3 separate regions of the Homo sapiens genome follow, and all the other regions are linked to region 1. A link is a loop called in an ENCODE intact Hi-C map of the cell type or tissue named here. Cell type or tissue: dorsolateral prefrontal cortex. All regions are shown on one strand.

Region 1 (5,000 bases):
ATGCTCAACTGGAGAGGGCCCTGGAGTTAGAATTCCCACAGTCTCCCCAGGTGATTCTGATGCAGGGGGCCCCAGAGGCCACCTCGCAGGGCAGTGCACCCTGCACGCATTCCAGCAAGTTCCCTGTGCCGTGTCCGTGCCCTCTCACCAATGCAGACGTTCTCATCATCCAGCTCTGCCGAGCCGTTGCGGTAGTAGCCCAGCCGGCAGTGCTGGCAGTGCTGACCTCGCGTGTTGTGCTTGCAGCTGACGCAGGTCACCACATTCAGGAAGTCAATGTAGCTGCAGCGGTTGGAGTGACCGTAGCATTCGCAGTCTGGGCCGGCCAAGTGGGAGAAATACCAATGGTCAGCGAGCATTCAGGGAAACTGAGGGACAGGGCGAGGAAGGACTCACCCCAGGTCATGCAGGGACGGAGGAAGGCATCTTTGGAAAAGGTACCGGAAGGTGCCCTAGGCCTCCCACCCTTCCATCGGATTCAGGAAGAGAGAGGCCTCCCTGCTTTGAGCCCAGAGGAGAACCTGAGTAGGCTGAGCCCAGGGATTCCCACCTGGCCCTGTGGGCAGGGAACCAGGGAGGGCCAGTGGGCAGCTCCTGCTAATGCCTGGCTGGGCACCAGGGCCAAGCGCTCGCTGAAGGATGCCCACATGCCGGGGTGATTAGAAAGTGATTCATGCAAGGAGGGCAGGGTCATGCCACCTGGCTGTGCACTGGGGGAGGGCGACGCCTGGGTTCACGGCGCTCGCCGTGGTATCCTCGGGTAGATGAATGCATGGATGGACGCTGGACAAGATGCAATGGGCCAGGAGCTCCTGCCCATGCTGCTTTGGAAGATGGCTGGGAGGAAAACGCCCACCTGCCAGACCCTTTCTTATTAGCCTGAGCTTTCTGCAAGTTTGATTGTTTTGCAGGATGCTAAGAGTGAGTGCCACTTTAAAGCAGGAGCCCTGGGAACCTGCATGCCTCCCCCTGGTCCTGGCCCGGCTTCTGACTCGCTGCTCCTGGAAGCACATGGTTTCATACCAAGGACCACCACCACCATGTCCTGCCGCCTCCTGCACCCCACCCCTACGTGGTTCTCAGGCTGACCCCTGCCTAACCAGCTCCGCTCCAAGGACCAGACAAGCCCGTGACTGCCTGGGGCAAGGCTCTCAGGGATTGGAGGTGAATCCCACATTGTCAATGGAGGATTTGGTGAGGAAGGTCACCATCCCTAAGAATGGGGGGGCATCCCTTGATGTTCCTACGAAGGGACACAGTACTCACCCACCCACCCACCCTCCAGCAAGAAAGCCAATGTGGCTGCCCCCGAACAAGGAAGGACAACGGCCACCCTCTTGAAACACCATCTGTGTATCTCTAGAGGACCCAGCTTCCCTTTTGTGATGGGATGAGGGACTGACCCAGTGGTCAAGGGCATGGGAGACTAGAGAAACAGCCTGTGCCCAGGAGAGATGGTGGGCACTCCCACCTGTGGGCCACCTAGTCCTGCCCCCTTCACTTTGTCCCTCCAGAGATAATGAGGAGATGAGGCATCCTCTAAGTGTCCCAAAGAGCAGCATCGGTGACCCGTGTGTCCCAGATTCTGCTTCAACCAACACGAGCCCCAGGGCCACACCTCCCAGGGGAGCCGGGATGGGCTATTTCTGGCATCTGCTCTGCCTGCTGTGTGGCCTGCCCACTGTGCCCAAGTTGGCTTCTGACTCATACCTGCTCCCAGCTCCCTTGGGGAGGGAGGCCTGTAGGGAAGAGAGACTCAGTTTAACCTTGACCCAGCTACTCCAGGAGGGTTTTCGGAGCCAGGCATCGGTCCTCTATCCTGCACCGTCTTTTTCCAGCGGCGGATGGGGAACAGGTGTCAGGGAGGGCTGATGGGGCCCCAGGTCCATCCTCTTACCTTGGAATTCTTCAATAGGCATCACTTGAGGAGATTTGGGCTTGAGCTGGAAAAGTTTGTAGCCCTTGGCAGGGGCAGGGGCAGCGGCAGGGGTGCCCACAGCTTGGAGAGATGAGAAACAGGTTCTTTCGTCTGTCATGGTCCCACTGCCCAGGGAAGAGCCCAGCAAAGGCTTCCGAGCCGCCCTGGGCCAGCTCTAGGGCAGGCAGCCTTGTCGCCTGCTCAGATGTGAGGGAGGGAGAGGCCCCTCTGGCCTCAAATCACACAGCCCCTCTCCTCGAAGAGCCCAGGGAGGTGGGGCCCCTTCCTGAAGGAAACACAGCACATCCCAAGCTTGCAAATCAGCCCTGCCCTTGGTCCCCTCTCTGAGACCATGGACACATCTGGCTGGATTAATCCTCCAAATGACTTCTGTAACCCCTGACACCCCCGCGCCCTGCTAAGACCTTCTTGGAAGCCAAACTGTTTTTAGATAGATTGACATCACATTGCACACCACGCCCGTCTCTTGCTCTCCCCACCGCCTCTCCAAACTTCCTGGAGCATCAAACCCAGAGACTAAACTTGGCATTTAAGGACTTTGGCATCTCCCTTCCTTTCTGAAACACTCTTCCTGCTCCAGCCGAAGTGAATCCTTCGCTGTCCCTGGAGTCCCACTCGCAAGTGCTGTCAAGCCAGGAACACGGACGGCACCTGCCTTCCACTGCCCAGAATCCCGCTGGGACCCCAACGCCCTATCTGTGGGTGAGCAGGCCACTGTCCCGGGATCGTCACTACCTTGGCTTCCCTCTGGGGGTCTGTGGTGCCCTGGTTGGCCCAGGGTAGGGAAGCGATGGCTCCCGCCAGCTCTGTCTCCATCACCACAGAGGACACCAGGCCCAGGTCCTCCAGGTTTCTAGGAACCGAGCCTCAGACCCTCTCTAAACATGCTTCCAGCGCCAGAGCTTCCTGCCAGTAGAGGGCGCTCAAAGCCCTGCTCGCTGCTCAGAGCTGGGGCTGGAGGAAATTTGAACATGTGAGCTGGAAGGAACAGCTCACCTGTTCCCTAGACCTCAGGCCCTAATTCCCCACCCAGGCTTGGTGAGCTGGGGCCAGGGACAATTTCCCTTCTGGAGAGTCGGGCAGGCCTGCGCGTTTCCTTGGCATGTCTGTCTATGGCTACAGATGAGCCCTGTGTCTCCTCCCACGTAGCAGGAGGATGTCAGTGTCTTCCAGGACCCCGCCCTCCCTCCTTTAACCCACACATTTTCCACTTTGTCAGGCTCCCTGCCATCCCACTGCCAAGCCTTTGCCCCGGCTGGCCCTGCGGCCTGGAATGTGCTGCCTTCTCCCTTCACCCACCACAGTCCACCCTCCGAGGTCTCATGGCCCCCGCTCCTGCAGGAAGCCCCCTCTGACTCTCTGATCCAGCAACTGCCCAGGTGTCCTGTGAGCAAGGGCAGCTGGAGAGGGGGGTTCCTGTCGTGGGAGGCGGGGCCTCTACCAGACTCCGAAGCCCTCGGAGGGAGTGCTGGTGGAAGGGCTTGGCGTGGGGGTGCCACATGGAACCTCTTGAAGCAGGTGAGCTTGGGGGCAGAGCTGGTAGACCTGCTCTACCAGGCCGCTCCCTCACCACTGTGCCCTAGAGCTCCCCAGGCACCGACATTCTACACCCGTGCCCTCAGTTGGTTCCTGCGGCCCCCCTCCAACCTCAGGTCCCCACCATGCACACCTGCTACTTCCACTACAGAGGGAGGGGCCTACGAGTCTAAGAGGGCGCTTCCCCGGGGTCTCAGGCCCATCACAGGCCTTGCCCCCCCATACCTTCTGCACGGGAGGCCACCTGGGACCACCTGCTCGAGAGAGGGGCAGCCGTAGATGGCCTGGTCCACTCTTGGGGGGAAGAAGAGAAGAAACCAAGTTATGCGAGGGGGTGGTGCTGAGGGAAGCTGGGTACATACTGAGGCATCACAGCCCCGCACCCCACAGGCCCCTTAGAAGCAGCAGCACTATAAGGAGAGGCTCTGTCTACACTGGCCAAAGGAATTGGGTCCAAATCTACTACATAGGCAGCATCTACACTATTTCAGCCTGTGGAGGGCACATGCAGACTTAAAGCCCGATAGATGAGAGGTGAACCCATGCCTGAGAATCTGCATATTCTTCAGCGAGACCCTTCTACACTCCCTGTGCCGTCCCCGTTCTGACTGAAGGACAGAGCTAGACCAGGTCCCGCCTCTGGGCCCAGACCTCTCTGAGCTGATGTCTCTGGCTAATGGCTGCGAAGTGGGACATGTGTTCCGGCCAAGATCTTACATGTGTCCAGAAGTGTCCTGGAAGGTGTCCTTCCTGTCCAGCCGCAATCCAGGGACCGGAGCCTTCCCCAGCATCTGACCTGCTTCCCTGATCACTGCCCTTCTACCTTCCTGACCCCTGGCCTGGCCCATTTTCACCAGGGACCCCAGCATGAACCAGTGACACAACGCTCAGCCCGTAGACTAACGGGACACACAGCCAGCAAGGCAGGCAGGCAGGGCTGGCAAAGAACTGCCCTGTGCCCAAATTTCAAAGGACAAACCCAGAGGGACAGGGGAGCGCTGCTGTTTTCCGCTTCTTGAAGGGATTATACACAACGGTGGCTGTGGGGAAAGAAAAGGAAAAGCTACCAGCTAACAAGTGCGGAAGACTTTCCAGCTGGGAGCGGGGAGCTTTGGACATGAATTGACTTTAATATGATGTTCAGTGGGAAGATGAGGCCGCCAGGCCCAAATTGGCAAGGGCTTAATTAGAGCCATGAGAAAGCCAGCCCTGAAGGCATTTGCTTCAGAGCCTGTCTCCCTCCATCCTCCGTGGCCCAGCCCAGGAAAGGATTAGTGTCTCCAGCGGCGTTTTCCGCCCGCAGCGCTGTCCTCCAGACAGCTTGACATTGGCAGGCGGGAGAAACATCTGGCCCAGGAGTTCAGAGGCCCAGCTGGACTCTGTTCAAAGAGCCCGAAGCACCTGTTGGGAGGCACTCGGGGGTATTCAGGATCTTTCAGGGACCAGGGTCTTGGGGAGGGAGAGAGTCCTGGCTTGGCTGCCCAGGGACACACTCAGGTGTGTGGGAAGCAAGTTCTCGCCATGG
Region 2 (5,000 bases), 220 kb after region 1:
TTTTGGGGAGACAAAAACGTTCAACCCCTGACACCAGGTGACTCTCCAACATGATCTTTCTTTATGACCCTGTCCATTGCTCTCTCAGACCATGCAAGGCAGATGGGGTGAGCACCTGGTGTGAAGTGAGAGGGGGCTCCTGGGAGACAGGAAAACACCAATTTTTATATACCCTCGTCTGTCTTTTCTTAGCTGCTCATCTTCCCTTTTTTTCCCTTTCTTCTGTTGTCTTTCTCTTTCCCTTTACAAATAATAATCCCTATGATGGTTGTTTCTTCCATTGTTAGCCACATTTTAGTTTGCTTTGTTAGTGAATTCATTCAGATATGTGAGTCATTCTCCTTCTATTGGACTGGCACCTTTGAAGGATGATAACATGCATACAGCTGTAGTGTAAACAGGAGCAGTTGTGGAGAAAGTCCTATTAATAAAGGTGCAAATTCTGGGGAGTTGCAGTAGAACAATCTAAACAACCCTAACCATTACAGATATTTAAGAAAGAAAAGGGCTGCTATCCATCGTCTCTGTTTACTTCTTGGATAGCTTTTGAAGTTTGGACATTTGAGCACTAATATGTAGGGAAGAAAGAAACTCAAATGGCATTTAGCATATAAATAATGCCACAGTGGAGCAGGAAGCGCAGCCCTGATTTGCTGTCCTGCTTTCCTAGTAATTGAAGGAGCTGTGAAACCGAGCTTCCAGGAGAGAACAAATAGGCAAGTAAATTGGAGGCTTCCTTCTTATGGTTTATTGATGCTGTTTTGACCAAGTAAAAAGATTATTTACCCATAAAAGCTCAAGTCTAAGGTGTTTTTTTCTAAACTATTGGCTATTTGAAAGAAGCATTAGGAGATAAAAGGAGGAAAGAAGCTAATATCATCATCTGATATTTAGATTAAAACCCAAGCAAAACAATTAGATTTATGGTATTTTTCTGTAGCTGTTTTCCTTGGCACAGATAATACCAGACAAGCTTGCCTGTTTTTTGCTTGGAGTTATGTTCAAAAGAAGAACCAGAACTCTATTGTAATACATGATTCTTTCTCATTAGCTGGAAACAAAACATATTTCAGTAATGAGGGGCAAAGGTCCTTGCAACTCACAGTGGTGACAAAGTTTCCTGATGTTGCAGAAATCTTAGTTCTAGTTGAAAGCTTAATGGTCTGGGGAAACATGACTATGTGAGACTCTCAGATTAGCACCCTACCTTGCAGTGTCGCAACACACATCCCAGCTGTATGGGGTGTGACTTGATTCAGGTGTACACAGTGTGGATTGTTCCAGGTGTCATGGGTCCTTAGGTTGTGGCTGTGGGCTTTGGTGTGTTCTGTTATACATTGGAAGGATTTTCAGTGCACTTACGCCAGCCACCTCTGGCTGTTTTGGTCAGTGATCTACAGGGGAAGTGGCACTGGTGTCCTTGCTTGCTATCATTATATATAACATACATTTGCAAAGAGAATTCTTCAGTAGAAACAGAGTATACATGTGGAATCTCCTAGAAACCCGTTAGACAGAAGCACAACTGCTCTGTGACACAGCCATATCAAAACTGCTAGGAAGGTTCAACATGCCACTGTGCATCTGGAATTTAGATTTTCTGATGAAACTATGGTTTCTTGATTTCTTTTCTCTAAAGTATTTAACTGTGAATATTAAAACTTGAAGACAACAGAGTTTAAAACTTCTTCAAACTCACCACCTAACACATGACTGGAGTCAGTGGGAGGGAAAAGCATGCAACGTCTCAGCGCCTGCAGGAGGGCAGAGTGAAGAGTTCTATCATGACAAGCAGGAGCCAGGAGAGGCTGGTGATGGGAACGTGGCTGCCTGCTTGGCATGGGCCAGCTCTCATCCAGGGGGGATCGCTGTGTTCTGTTGCCGAAGGGAAGATAAACATCAGTACCTCCAGTTAGAAAGATGCAGCATACCTATCCCCGCGGGACAGAGCTATTAAGGCAAACCCTGTATGGCCCACCGTCCTCCTGCGAATGGTGTGACCTGAGGTCAGTGACCTCTTTAAGGCTGGCATCTCCTCTCATGTGAAATGGGGTTGTGGGTAGGGGGGAAGATTGGCATCTACTTTGGCCTTTCTCTATTGTTAAATTCTGTGATTTGAAGTCATCTAGGGGCAGTCCCTATGGACCCCTTTTCTTTTGAGCTTGGTCCAAGCTCAAGCCTGTGAACATACCCACTTTCTGGGCAACTGGAATAAGAGGAAAAAAGGTTTCTTCTGTGGTTCTATCTTGACAGTGAGCACCTAGAAAGCAGTGTGTTTGCTTTCGTAAGAGGCCAGCCATAAGAGGACTGTCAGATGGAGGCAGTCTGTTCTAGATTGGTTGCAGTGCCAAGCCAAGCCAGCATTCCCATGAATCTGCCAGTCTACTTGTTAGCTGACAAATTCATTAGCATCACCTGTATTCAATGCACTATCCTGGACATTGTACAGAATAGAGTCATCAATAACAAGGTCTGTGCCCTAGAGATAAGACTCCCTGGGTGGCAGCTTCACTCCCAGACCCAGGAATAACACAAGGCTGTCTTTTCTGGGCGTTTTTCCCAGTACAGACCGGAGCTTTGTGCTTGGAGAAGGAAATTGGCCTAGAGTGACTGGCAGAGGAGATGGTGGGGCTCCCTACCCCCTTGATCTCTTCTGCCCTCCTGTGGGTCCTCTGGTCTAAGCCAGACAGAATTTATTATAACTTAATTCTATGCCATTCTTTGCCTTTATATGTAATTATATGCAAAGTGATTTAAAAAAAAAATAAAGTGAATCATAACTTACGTCCAGGAGAGCTCTTTTTTCCCCTTTACCCTTAAAGAAGCCTTTGGTGAATCTTGAGAAAGGAATAGTGATTTTCATAGTGAGAAGAATCAAATCTTGATTGATCTGGCTTATAAGTTTTGAGGTTTTCAAATGTCAGGTTCTCTTAAAGTGGGATTCGGGCCAGATGGCAAGGGTAGAGCAGTGCTGCATATGATGGGATGCTGTAGCAGGGACCCCAGGGAGGCTCCAGCATACACTTCAGCTTTTAAGTACTAGGCCTAATTGAATGCCACTGGCTTCATTAGTATATTGAACATGATCGGTGTGATGAATTTCCTTCTGTTCTCTTTTCAAACTTTGGTCCAGTGCAAAACATTAACCTATGAATATTTTGGGGCGGGTAGAAGCATTCAGAACAATGCAGAAGACATCATGCAAGTGGAGAATGAACGGGAGAGGGGTGATTGCTCATCTGATTTCTTGAACTCAAGATTTAAGTCAGAAACTTTGCATTTGAATCCTGTTTTTATCATTTCCTTTTATATCATTTGCTTCCAGTATTTGTTGTTATTTGTAATTTGAAGCGTATTAAAGCTAATTGAATTTGGACTCCCAGTAGTTTGGACTCTTTAAAAGAGGATTCTGTAAAGACCTTGGCTATCCAACAGAAAAAGATTTGTTAAGTCTCTTGTATTAATGTTGTAGGGACATTCCTTCACATCAAATACCTTTCTACCTTTAGAAATACAAAGGAATTGAATTTTAGAGTTTGGGGGTCCTCAGAGAAAATGTCATGCATATTTTCTAGAGAGGGACAGGAGATGTGTAAGGTCACCCAGTTTGGTAGCAGCAAAGCCCAGGAGCACATTTCCAAAGAGGCTGCTGGTTACAGAGGCGCTTCCTCTCCCACTTACATTTCGTCAGGACCCTGCCTGACAACTTGGAGCCTCTTACGTGTTCAATAAGACTAAAACAGCATTATTTTAAAAACGATTCAGTAGATCAAAGTTTTCCTAATTTTAATTGGTCTTTCCTCAGACCATTATTAATTGTTAAAATTTTCTCAGGTATAGAGGTAATTAGTAGATATAATTGGTTAGAAAGGGCTTTAGGTTGAGAACTGATAGAAAAATCCTAGGTCATTCATAGAAAATAGAAAGTGGAAATTAATGGATAGTGAAATTGTAACTGAGAGAAATACTCTAAAAAATCCAGAGAACACTGCAACACGGAAATGGCTGTTCCTGTGGAGCAGTAACTTAACAGTAAATCACGAACCTTCCCCTCCAACTCAGCACATAAACACTCCCATTCCCCGCACTTGTAAGATATGAAAGTTAAAAGAATAGATCATTTCTCTCCTTCTTTCATTTTTATTCCTCCCGGTTAGTGGAGGATCTTTGATAGAAAAATCACAATAGAACTTTGATAAGTTGCTTTTTGAAATAGACTTGTTTCCATGCTGCAGACATTTGGAGAGAAGTATGTTTATTGAAATATATTTTTATAGAAAATATTACAGAACCTGTAATTGAGAACTTATGGCGGTATTTTGGGGAGTTATATGTTTCTAATGTTAATTTGTAGATTCACTCTGAACTCCCTTCTGCTGTTTTAGAACCATTGGCTGAGTGAACATTTTCCAGGAGCCTCTTCAGATCTAAACTGTGTTGCATGGAATGGAGTTTTGGTGCTTAAATAATGTATAATCCAGTTGGACAGGAGCTGCCTGTCAGTTTTATTAACTTTGACCTTTTCTCCCATTATAAAGGTGGTTCAGTAAATATTTAATGGGCCCCTTATAGATCTTGACAGTCAGAGCCGTGTTCCTGGAAACTGGGATACATATATATGATTAACAAGTGCTGCTTAATCCTTATGAGTCAGCTCTCAAGGGCAGATTTTGTTTTGGGGGAAGAAGAGTCCTTCCACCTATGTGTGCTGTTAGAGGTGCACTGTACACTGAGAGCATCCAAGATGGTTGAGGTTTCAGAGGAACCCTTTAAAAGACAGATAGCAGTTAGCGTACATTTCTGCTGTTTTGGGTTTTTGTTTGTTTGTTTGTTTGAGCAAATGATCAAAATGATGCCGGGTGGGCAAAATCACCCTGCCACTCTGCATAGTTAGCAGGCCTCCTCCACTCAAAGAGTCAGCAGGGCTGGAATGGCTGAGCTTGCATGGACCCTAGTAAATACAAAGGAGGAAAGCCAAAAGGAGAGTCGATTCCTTGAGC
Region 3 (5,000 bases), 68 kb after region 1:
GAAACATCTGCCGACTGGAGGGTTGTGACGGCGAGAGGAGGGAGGCTGGGGCCAGAAACACAGAGGGGGAAGGAGGCCAGAGCCATCGGGCCGGTCAGCTCTGCATTGTTGGATGGAAACATTTCATGATCCTCAAGGTCTGGCAGGAGGCAGAGTGTCTGTGACCTTGATTCTGCATGTGGTGTTCAATGTCACAGTGAGGAGTGGCTCAAGGACTCCAGGACCTGCCTGCTGTCTGCATTCAACAGCCCAGCAGACCCCCTGGGGGAGGAATGGAACCATTTGCTCTGCAGCTGGGTAAACTGAGGCACAGAGAAGCTAAAGCAGGTTCTAACTGAGTAAGATGTGTGTTCAAAGATGCACGTTCACAGCCTGCCCTTGGCTTTCCTGTCCACCAAAGCCAAGGTGCCTCTGTATGCTGGAGACTCCAACATGGCTGAAATTTGAATGTTCACCCATGTCAATGTAGAAATGTCAAGCTTATCAAGATTGGATAAACAATAATATTCAAGCCTCACACTAGAAAAGAACTTACAGTCTCTGCCAAGCACCTTCTGTTATGTTGTGAGAGGCGTTTCCTCTCCCAGGAAGTCGGTGAGGTGGGCAAGGCAGTGAAGATCATACCCCTTTTACAGATAGGGAAACTGAGGCTTGGAGAATTTGAATGACTCACCTCAGACCACCCAGCCCCCAAGTGACAACACTGGGATGTGAGCTCAGGGCTTCAGATTCTAGGCCTGTAGCTCTTGTCAGGAGGTAGTGCTGCCTCTCTCTGGAACCTTCCACTGGCTCCTGCTCAGAAGCACAGACCCCCCGCCTTGGCAAGCAAGGCCCGCATCTGGGAATCTCGGCTCCCAGCTCCATCCCTCCATTCCCAGGACCCCCTAGTGCTCTCCTGTTGGCTCCTGTCTCCCCTCAGCAATGCCTCTCCTCTTAACCTGCACAGACCCCATGGGACCCACAGACCTCTGGCCCCTTCGTCAACGGCAGGCTTCATCCACCATCCTGGACCAACCCCACCCCAGCGCTCCAGAGACTTCCTGTTAAAAGGCAGAGTCTGGCTCGGCAGTTGTGGGGCAGGGTCTGGGATTCTGCACCTCTATCAAGGTGAGGTCAGCGCTGCTGCACTGAGGCGATTGCTCTGAGTGGGAGTGGCAGGATTCCCTTGGCACCCTGCTGCCTGGGCAGTAGTTCTCTCTCTCTCTCTCACCTGCTCGTCAGCTCACCCCTGAGTCTCGGGTGGCTAGTTTTTGTCTCCAAGGCACAAAGGAAGGGTTTCCCCCTTCCTCTCACGGGGACCACAGGTGGCTGGCGGGAGACGTGTCTTGCAGAGCGCTAAGGGGCACCTCCCAATGCCAGTCACGCCCTCCCCATCTCCAAGGGTCCTGCAAGCAGCAGTTGCCCTGTGAGGGGCTGAGATGCCTTTGCCCGTCGCCCTTCCTGCCTCCTTCTCGGCCTGCAGCCTTGCTGGGCTGACCTCAGGGGCAGGCCCTGGGAATGTGGGTGGGGGCCGCCTCTCTTCTCCCACAGCCCTCATTGCAATTTTGTCCTCGCCCAAGAATCCTCTGTTGAGAGCTCATCCCTATTAATTCTCATTGTGCATTTAGAGCCAATAGGTTTTTATTTATTCATTTATCTTGTCTTTCAGCCTCCTCCCCTTCCTTGCAAGGCTGGAATTTACAATTCAGTTCTCAGGTGGCCTTGCTGAAGGACAGGAAGCCTGGGAAAGAGAGAGGGTCTGCACCCCGCATCTGAAAAGGCCGTCCGCCCCTGGGTCCCTCCTGTACCCTCGGAGTGCAGCCGGGCTTGCGCTCCCGTGGGCTGGATGTTGGGACACACGTAGCACCTGCCACTGAAGGGGCGAAGGGGAGCAAGGACCCATGGGCGATGGCAAGGCTAAGGGGGCAGTGGGCATCTGGCCGCCATTAGGGCGCCCCCTGGTGGCTGGTTAACAACAGCTGCTGGGGCTGCAGGCGAGGAAGCTCCCCCAGCCTGCATCTTCCACATGCTGCCAGAGACTAGCAATACAAGGCGTGGCGTCCCCAAGGCTGGGGAGAGGCAAAGGAGCCCGGGGAAGAAGCAAAGCCAGGAAAATCACCGAGGCCATAATCACAACAGTGATAAGCTGGTGACTAGTATTGCACACTGAGTACCTACTATGTGTCCGCACGTACCACGGCAGCACGGCCGGGCTGTGCCGTCCCGCCAGCACCGTGACACTCCTACATTATGGTTTCTACTGGGCAGAGGAAGACAGTGAAACTCAGAGAGGTCAGAAGTGGAGAGAGGGGAGGCTGTGCCGCCTGGTGGGTGGGCATGGGCCTTGGCTACAGGCAGTTCCCAGCCTGCCTTCTCAACGGAGTGATGTTGGCAGGATTTAGGCAACACTTTCTATTCCCAAAAATGAGATTAGAGTAGGACCTACCTCAGAGCATCCTACTGCCCGGACCCTCCCAGGGGAAGCCACAATAAACTGTGGCATCAGGGTTTGAACCCAGATCTATCTAGAAGTAACCACCCCCTCCAAAAACCACCCCTCCAAAAGCCAGCCCTCCAAAGCCAGCCCTCCAAAAGCCAGCCCTGCAAAAGGCTGCCGTCCACCTGCCACGGCGGCCTCCCCGTCCTCATCGGACACACATTTGTAATCAAAGCAGAGCTGGATGGCAGCCCATGATGAAATATTTAAGTCCATCACACAGGTGGCGAGACGCCGAGGACTTGCCCATGTGGGAGATTGTGGAGGGACTGTTCTTTCTCCCCTGCCTTCCCCACCTGTCTGCCCAGGAGAGGAGCAGGGGATGGGGATGGGAGAGAGCACTCTTCTAGACCCCAGGGCTTGAGGCTGGCTGCCTGGGATGAGGCTCTGCCGGCACTGGGACTGGGAGGGGTGACCACCTCCCCAGAACAGCCGCCCACTGCACTGGGTTCTCTGTCTGAGGGTGGGGGCAGGGCAGAGGTCCAGGGCCAATGACACCCTAGACAGCTTTGGCAAGGAGAGGGCCTCGGACTTGACTCTGAGGGTCATCTCCCCACCTCAAGCCCTCGACCCAAAGCTGGTCCTAGAATTATGATTTAGCTGCTCCCCCAAGCACGTTAAGGCAGTGATTAATATTTAAGAGAGAAAATACAGTCGAGACTCTAATACGAGAGACAGAGGTTGACCGTGCCCGAGAGCGTGTGGAGAACCCTCCCACCGGCTTTGAGATGTGGACTGAGTACCAGCCCCTATCCTGGCCTTCCTCCTGGCTTCCAGAGCCCAGCCCCCTTGCTTGGCCCTGCGGTCCCCGGGGCAGTTATGGCCACAGACTATCCAGCCCCAGCTCCTGGCTTCGTGCCGCCTTCTCCTTCCCTCTCTCCCTCCCTCTCTCTCTCCCCAGCTGGCCCTGGCCCAGCCACCACCCACAGTGACAGCCTCATCACCACTGACAAGCCTGAGTAAGAAGCTACCTTCTCAGGCTGACTGCCCTGTGATGTGAGCAGAGCCGGCCCATGAGATCAAGTCCTCAGGACTCTGAGGTGGGGGCACCGGGTCAGCCCCACCACAAACCCAGAGACCTGGAGGCTCCTCCAAGGACACGCAGAGGTACCAGCTGCCTGGGGGATGGCATCAAGCCCCTCCTGTGAGCTTCTGCAGCCTGGCTGCCCTACCCAGCTCTGCCCTGCCCTGCCAGGGACGGCCTCCGGAGCACTGCCCAGTGGGAAGCAGCTTAGCTCAGAGACATTGGAGCCACTCTAAGCTGGAATCACAGCTTCGCCACCTCCTGGAGTGTGACCTTGGCCAGATGCCTTTACCCGTCACCCCTGGGCTGCCTCAGTTACCCCACCTGTATGACCAGAATGACAACGGCTAACATCTGCGTGCACTTACTCTGTGCCAGGTCCTATTCCGAACACTTTACCTACGTTAATTAAACCACAAACTCCTCACAATGACCCTAGGAGTGTGTGCTCTTAGTGTGCCCATTTTGCAGATGACAGAACAGAAGCCCACAGACGTCACTGGGCCAGAGCCCTCCCCTGACGCTCCTGCTTTATACAACACAGAATCCACCTGGCTAGCTGAGGGGAGGACTCCTCGCAATGGCATCAGGCTCGGCCCACACACTCAGACAGCTCGCACGCAACCATCTCTGCTGTTGTTGTTGCTGTTAACATTACTTGAGTACTGAAGTACTCCGTGCCCCTAGGACCCCTCCTTCTCTAGCTAGGGAGGCAAGGGACAACGCCTGAATGTCTGCCTTCCCCCGACTTACCCAGGGGCTGCCATCATTGCATGTAGGAATGGAAGTGGAAGGGGACCCAAGCTGCACTGTCTGTCCCAGCTTAACCCCCAACTTCATCCTGCGTGAATCCCCTCTGAGCCTCCGTCAAACCTCCCCATGCAAAGGGCCAGCTCAGTGCTTGGCATGCTCTAGCTTCATGGTACCGTCTGCTGGATTGGATTGAGTGGGCTAAGAGGTTGCACCACAGAAAGGATGAACAGAGGGAGCTTACAGTATCATGTTGCAGGTAGCATCTTGCTCACTCGCCCAGAATGCTGACTTCCTACACAGGAGGTGGGGCTTAGCCTGAAGGCTGCGGAGCTGAATACTATAGGCTTCCCGAGGGAACTGAACTAGTGGCCAGCTGGCCGAGAATGCCCCTACCCCAGAGAACAATGTCACATGACCCCAGTGTCCTCAGGGTGTCCTCTGTTTTGACACATTTCCAAGGTGGGACAAAGACCTGGTCCAGGTCTGGTCCAGACCTGGTCAAGAGGCAGGAAAGTCAGCCTTGCATCTCAGTCCTCCAGCTCTGCTCGTCCACCCCAAGGATCTCCTCCAGACCTCCTCCCACTTGGCCTGGGCAAACAAAAGAGCAGTAAGTGGACTTACATGGGAGCAGAACCTCTCAGGGGGGTCTCCACATGTGATGCCTGAGGGCTCCACCTTCACCTTGACGTAGTCCTTCAGGCGCATCACCTTGGGCTGGCAGGCGTAGAACTCCCAGGTGGGGCCCTC

The links. A loop is a pair of places that touch in the nucleus more often than their neighbours do. Peaks named below come from ENCODE experiments on the same cell type or tissue, not always from the same donor. Only the 100,000 strongest peaks of a DNase experiment are listed, where the experiment ranks them.
Region 2: it touches region 1 in a loop (2.1-fold over the local background); 3 of 110 quality-filtered maps call a loop at or near these places.
Region 3: a loop joins it to region 1, with 5 times the contacts of the local background. A loop is called at or near these places in 86 of 110 quality-filtered maps.

Annotation. Positions count from the first base shown.
Region 1 is chr9:132,234,420-132,239,419 of GRCh38, reverse strand. NTNG2 (netrin G2) reads right to left here. Exons shown (of 8, transcript NM_032536.4): 6 at 149-316. Among named protein-coding and RNA genes, the nearest start is that of NTNG2, 75 kb to the right of the region's middle. In dorsolateral prefrontal cortex, CTCF peaks have their summits at 2,632 and 2,839 (motif pointing right); a DNase peak (open chromatin) is centred at 2,859; H3K27ac peaks cover 151 bases.
Region 2 is chr9:132,016,677-132,021,676 of GRCh38, reverse strand. The region is part of intron 2 of MED27 (mediator complex subunit 27); the gene reads left to right. Among named protein-coding and RNA genes, the nearest start is that of MED27, 61 kb to the left of the region's middle. In dorsolateral prefrontal cortex, CTCF peaks have their summits at 2,457 and 2,656; a DNase peak (open chromatin) is centred at 2,586; H3K27ac peaks cover 408 bases.
Region 3 is chr9:132,166,919-132,171,918 of GRCh38, reverse strand. NTNG2 (netrin G2) reads right to left here. Exons shown (of 8, transcript NM_032536.4): 2 at 4,875-5,000. Among named protein-coding and RNA genes, the nearest start is that of NTNG2, 7.4 kb to the right of the region's middle. RefSeq lists enhancers at 872-1,629, 1,630-2,387. In dorsolateral prefrontal cortex, CTCF peaks have their summits at 1,942 (motif pointing left) and 4,700; DNase peaks (open chromatin) are centred at 1,948 and 3,358; H3K4me3 peaks cover 915 bases; H3K27ac peaks cover 1,232 bases.